Regions from separate parts of the Homo sapiens genome. Here region 1 is linked to region 2. The links are chromatin loops, found by intact Hi-C in ENCODE. Cell type or tissue: OCI-LY7. All regions are shown on one strand. Links, peaks and the distances in the headings refer to the core of each region. The heading gives the core; the rest is flanking DNA. Region 1 overlaps LOC105374217 (a long non-coding RNA gene). Region 2 overlaps FNDC3B (fibronectin type III domain containing 3B).

Region 1 (2,921 bases), core at 296-2,795, 120 kb after region 2:
CAATGGGGGCAAAAATGTAATCCACTACAAATTGGAAAGTCTGAAAAAAGGGGCTTTTAAAAGAAAAATTTTTCTATAAATGATTTCTTTATTCTATGAACAGCTAGGAGGAGACATAAACTTGTCAGTTAAAGAGTTCTTTTAGCAATATCTTTAGTTTAAAGCAGACACTTGGGTTAATTTGTACATTTTGGGTAAATATGCAGTGTTTCTGAGTTCACTCCCTTTCCAGGTCTTCTCACCAACATTGTATCTGGCTATAGATGGAATCCGCGCGGTACTGGAGGTCGGGCAGGGAGAGGGGTCACTAGTCCTTGGATTATCAGATTAAAATAGGCCCTTGATGGTCTCCAGGATAATGTCTCTTTTCCCTCTCAGTTATAGGGAACCCTGCTGATATCTGCTACTGACGTTCATGGTTGTGAAACTTATGCTCATTCTCTTGATTCCACCAGGACCTTAGGCTGTTGCTGGTAGTGCAGGTCCTTTAGTTGCGGCAAAAGCTGACAGAGTTGGGAAAGTTTATTCTAACTCCATGCCTCGGTGGCCCTATGGCAGGTTCACTGGCTCTCTACTCAGCCATCCCTAACAAGACTATGTGGGGACTCATGAGTCCCTTCTACTTCACATGGGAGACACGAGAGACCTTATGGGCACTTTTCCAACCTTCTTTCCACCTTCATCTGTTCCTCAGCTACTTCTAAGCAGCTTGGACAGTTCCATACTAAAGCTCTGGTTCCTCTAAAGGACTTGAATTTATTTCAGTGTCTATCCGAAGAAGTTAGGAAAGGCTCCCTGCTCTGGAAAAACCTCCAAACATATCTGATTATCTCCATCTACACACTTGATTTGATCCAAAAGGTGGGCAGAGAGAATGCTAACTTGTATAGGTCTTGGTATGTGTCGAATTGTGTTCCCTAAAAAGATATATTGAAGTCCTATATTATCTATTGAACCCTTAGTATCTCAGAATGTAATGTTATCTGGAAATAGGATCATTGGAGATGTTGTTAGTTAAGATGAGGTCATACTGGAATAGTTTGGGCCTTTAATCCAATATGACTGGTGCCTTTATAAGAAGATGAAAGATGACCTGTTAAGGCAGAGTCACAGAGAGAGACCATTGCGTGACAACACAGGCAGAAATTGGAGCGATGCAGCGGCAAGCCAAGAAATGCAAAGGCTCGATGGCCATTATTAGAGGCTAGGAAGAGTCAAGGAAGGATTGCAGCTAGAGTCTCAGAGGGAGCACGTTCCTGCTGACACCTTGATTTCAGACTTCTAGCCTATGGAACTGTGCAAGAATAAATTTCTGTTGTTTTAAGCCACCCAGTTTGTGGTACTTTGTTATGGCAGCTTTAGGAAACTAATACAGTTCCCTTATGAAAATTAGAAAGTGAGATCTTTCAGAAAGATATCCTTGGACAAGGGCTGCCAATCTTGGTAAGTGAAACAAGGCTTGGATACCCACCCTCACTTGACTCCTTGAATAAACACTGCACAACCAAGTACAGTGGCCCTGGAATCAGAAGCTAAGACCCAAATATCTGAATGCTTCTTTTCTTCTACTTCCCTTATCTTTTTATTTCCTCCTCAAAGAGTTTGTACTTCCCCTTTCTCTCTAGGTAGACATGAACTTCTGTTACATCATATCCTGAGTTACTGCCATGGTTCATGTTAGAGCTCTGTGGACTGAGTCAATTGTGGCTGGCTATTAAGACAGTCTTGCTACGAATTAAAGATAGATAGATAGATAGATAGATAGATAGATAGATAGATAGATAGACAGACATTAAACTTAGCCATGACTATTTTCTTTATCTCAGTTATCGATTGCTACATAACAAATTGCCACAAAACTTAGTAACTTAAGACAACAAACATTTGTAATCTTCCACAGTTTCTGAGGGTCAGGAATCGGAGACCAGCTTGTCTGAGTGGTTCTGACTCAAGGTCTCTCCTGAGGTTTTAGTCAAGCTGTCACTCAGGGCTACAGCCTCTGAAGACTTGACTGGGACTGGAGGATTTGTTTCCAACGTCATACACATGGCTGTTGGCCGGAAGCTTCAGTTCTTCACCATTGGGCCTTTCTGTAGGGCTGGTCATGACCTGGCTTCCCCCAGAACTAGTGATCCAAGAGAGACGCAGTGACCAAGACAGGAGCTGCAATCTTGGGAGTGACATAGCATCACTTCTGCCATGTTCCACCGGTTATACGACTCTAGTACAATGTGGGAGAGACTACACAGGGTGGAATACCAGGAGGTGGGGATCATCAGCGTGGTCTTGGAGGCCATCTACCATGCTGTCCTACCAGTGTTCCTCACTGAGAGTAGCACTGAAGTTAGGGTAGGACAAATCTTTGTTGGGTAGGACTGCCCTAGGCATTGCTGGAGATTTAATGTCCCTGACCTTCACCCACTAAATGCCAGCAGCATTCCACAGACCTGTGACAATCATAAGTGACCGTGAACATTTCCCAGATGGGTGGTATTCACCCCCACCTGACAGCCTATCTGCTATTTGAGTCAGAAGGACTTAGGCTTTGGAAGTTAATATAAATGTAAACATATCAATTTATTATTTTCAAAAATATTACAACCATTACACTGGCATCTTCTCATAGGGTTTGAAGTAATTAAGGGATTTCCAGTCCTATAAGACAGGCCTATAGTTTGAAAGAGCACTGAACTCGGAGTCATAAAATGTACACTTAGTCTCACTTCTCCCTTTTGGTAGCTGACAGCCGGGAGCAAGTTATAAAACTCTCTGAGCCTTGCTTGTGAATGGGAGGTAATACTACTTACCTCACAAAGTTCTCAAATAAGAAGGTTCTATAAATAGGGTAAAGAGAGTGAAGCATCCTTGAACCACACATGGGCTGACTCCTTTCAGAGAAACGAGAGTGTCCCAGTCCCTAG
Region 2 (2,921 bases), core at 205-2,704:
AGCTATGAGCCCTTATTCTCACACATACCCAAGCTAACCTGGTCACAGCATCCAAACATGGGAATAACTGAAAATATAGATTTTCAGTGAAATTTGAAATGTTATGTGTTTCTGTAAGACAGTGAGAGAAAAGTCTACAGAACTGTAGTCAGATAGTGAAAAACATCACTTCTAAAGCCCCTTGAGGAAGTCTAATTCTAATCTGCACGGGGAGGTGGAAAGAGACAGGAAGTCAGAACACATGCTCCTCCTCCCCAGCGCCAGAAGCTCACGCTTTACCCAGCCCTTGCCCAGACCTTGGGCACTACACCTGCCTGGCACCCCACAGCACTTTGACAGGTCCCACTGCTTTTCAGGACTGTGGTTCAAGGTTTTCCTATGTAAGCTCTCTGTGTCTTAGTTTCTTTATGTATAATATGAATGATATGGCTGCTTAAGTACATGACTTCCAGATAGCCCTTTAATAAGATCCAAAATGTATTTTATTGTTCTATTTGTAGAGATCTATTACGAATCAAATTCACATTTGTGCATCAATTTGGGCACCTAAGAGACATGCATAACACCCTTGAATAGAAGAAAAAAAAAATGTGTTGCAAGCACCAAACAACTGATTGCTTTCTGGAAAGATGTGGAGGAAGAGCTTTGAAGCTGCTATTTCAGCCTGCTGGGGCAAAGGCACTGTTTGGGGCACCTGCACACTAATTCTTACCTAGCATCAAAACATCCTATGAAGTAGCTGGTATTGTCCATTTACAAATATAGTAACTAAGGCTAAAGAAATAATTTTCCCAAAGAGACTCAGAAAGTGATAATGAAAAGTCCATGCTCTTAGCGAGCTAATTGTAACATCTAAGAATCTGACAACAAAACCCAAGTAGAAGAGCTGGCTAAAATTTATATATAGGTTAGTGAGTTTTAAAGACTAGATAAAACAAGCACATGGTACAAAACAGAAAAGGTATCAAAAGGTAACTTTCAAAGACAACCCATGAGAGTACATCTCCCTCCTAAGGAGTGCTTGGTTCCCCTCCACAAAGGCTACAATTGAGTTTTTGGTGCTTCCTTACCAAAATGCAGACTTAATAATTTTTAGAGCACATTTTAAAGTAGCTTAAGGAAGATGAAGCAAATCCATTATACTACCATTTAGCCTAGATGGTTTAAAATTAGAGGGGGGAAAAAACTAGCAGAAACCAAATTATAAATTGCTAAAGTTATGTCTTCCATGGTGATTTTAATGAAATGTGCCATGATTAAACACAAAAGCAAAATTATTTCCAAAGGGCAGCAAGTTATTGATGAAGAGACTGCTAGAGTAATATCTTTGGTACAAAGGGTTTCAAGATTCTATTAATTTTAAGTAACTACTGTAAAATAAGTATAAAGCAGGTTGAAGGCTTCTCCCTTTAATAATAACAATATTCCAAAAGAAGGACCTAGCTGAAAGGTACCTTATAAAATAACATCAAACAAAAGAACTTGAAAAAAGGTAATCAACCATTGTGTTAACCAGATATTTACTGTGTACCCACTTTGTGGTGGCACTGTGCTAGAATTCTAGGGTTCTAGAAATAAAGGCATAAGGTTAAATAGCATTACAATGAAATGTTATACTCAGTTAACTAAAAACGAATCTGCATTGGACACTTCTGACGAAATACCACACAAAGTCAACAGACCTCCATGCTCTACGAAACCTTTCATCTGAGATAAGCCCCAATGTCTAAATTTGGTTTCCCAGCTGTGGCCTCTTTTCTAGACTTTGAAATCTGACAGGTGTTACAGAAGGTGAATTTGTCTTCAAAACATACCCCATGCCTTAACCTTCATTTCTGATCAGCCAGGAGGATACTAAAATTTTTTGTTTAATCAGCTCGTATAGAATTCAATCATGTTTATTTTACACACTCAGTTTTGTTTAACTGAACCGATGTTATGAAACATTCATTATAAGGAAAAGAATCTGTACCATTAAACATCACTGACAGTTCCTCCTATTTATACTTAAATATATATTTCAAAGATTTCTGACATAAGCAATTGTAGATATTGGTTCAAATATTTTTTCAAAAAATTATCTGATTCTCACTCCTGCATGGTTGGGGGGATGGAAATCAGTAAGAACACTGTCTGATACATTGAAAATCAGTTTAGAACTGTTTTTTATTAACTAAAGGCAAGTTATTTCTTGAGAAATATTACATTTAATGACATTCTCATAAGCAGCTTTGTTTTTCACTTAATGTGACCGAACATAAAGCAAATACCAGGTGTTACTTAGAGCTCAGAAGAGACCGAAACAGAAATTTCACATGAAATGACAACAGTTAACAAACAAACAAATTAGCAGGTGCAAAGACATACTGTGTAAGGGAATATCTATTTACTATTTCAGATTAGCTCATTATGATAAAATTTTAATATAAAGTATGTATATAGTCATATTACTAATTCAGATAAACATTTTGAAAACATAAAAATGCAAAATTCTCTAGAAAAATATTTTCTCTCGACAGAAAACTGTCGCACACCAGAGAATTAAGGAGATTTGTTTTATTTAATAGATAAGAATGATAATTGGTATATATATGGCTTATACGCAAATAGGTGAATTTCAGTGTTTGAAAGCATGGTGCTTGCCTATATTCTAAACACTGCCTGTGAACAATGACATTAATTTATACTAATACAATTTGTTAAGAAAAAGTAAGCAGCTACATCCATTCATTTAAGAAATACCTATTTAGTTTCTCCTCTGTGCAAGACACTCTTCTGTGCTGAAGTTACACAAATTCTAAATTTAAGGAATTCATTAACGGGTTTTAAAATTTTTCCAGAAAAATCTTTTTAAATTTCAGCTTTGGTATAAAAGGCATGTTCTCCAATTCAATTTTAGTACTTCTCCTTATATGAACACA

What was found. Hi-C counts contacts between places; a loop is a spot of excess contacts. Peaks named below come from ENCODE experiments on the same cell type or tissue, not always from the same donor. Only the 100,000 strongest peaks of a DNase experiment are listed, where the experiment ranks them.
Region 1: it touches region 2 in a loop (2.6-fold over the local background); 2 of 110 quality-filtered maps call a loop at or near these places.

What each region holds. Positions count from the first base shown.
Region 1 is chr3:171,976,818-171,979,738 of GRCh38, reverse strand. The region is part of intron 3 of LOC105374217 (a long non-coding RNA gene); the gene reads right to left. Among named protein-coding and RNA genes, the nearest start is that of FNDC3B, 61 kb to the left of the region's middle. In OCI-LY7, for the core only: no CTCF peak of the experiment used is centred there; a DNase peak (open chromatin) is centred at 1,628; H3K4me3 peaks cover 686 bases.
Region 2 is chr3:172,100,065-172,102,985 of GRCh38, reverse strand. All of the region lies in intron 1 of FNDC3B (fibronectin type III domain containing 3B), which reads right to left. Among named protein-coding and RNA genes, the nearest start is that of FNDC3B, 62 kb to the right of the region's middle. In OCI-LY7, for the core only: no CTCF peak of the experiment used is centred there; DNase peaks (open chromatin) are centred at 235, 675, 1,735 and 2,285; H3K4me3 peaks cover 2,378 bases; H3K27ac peaks cover 2,500 bases.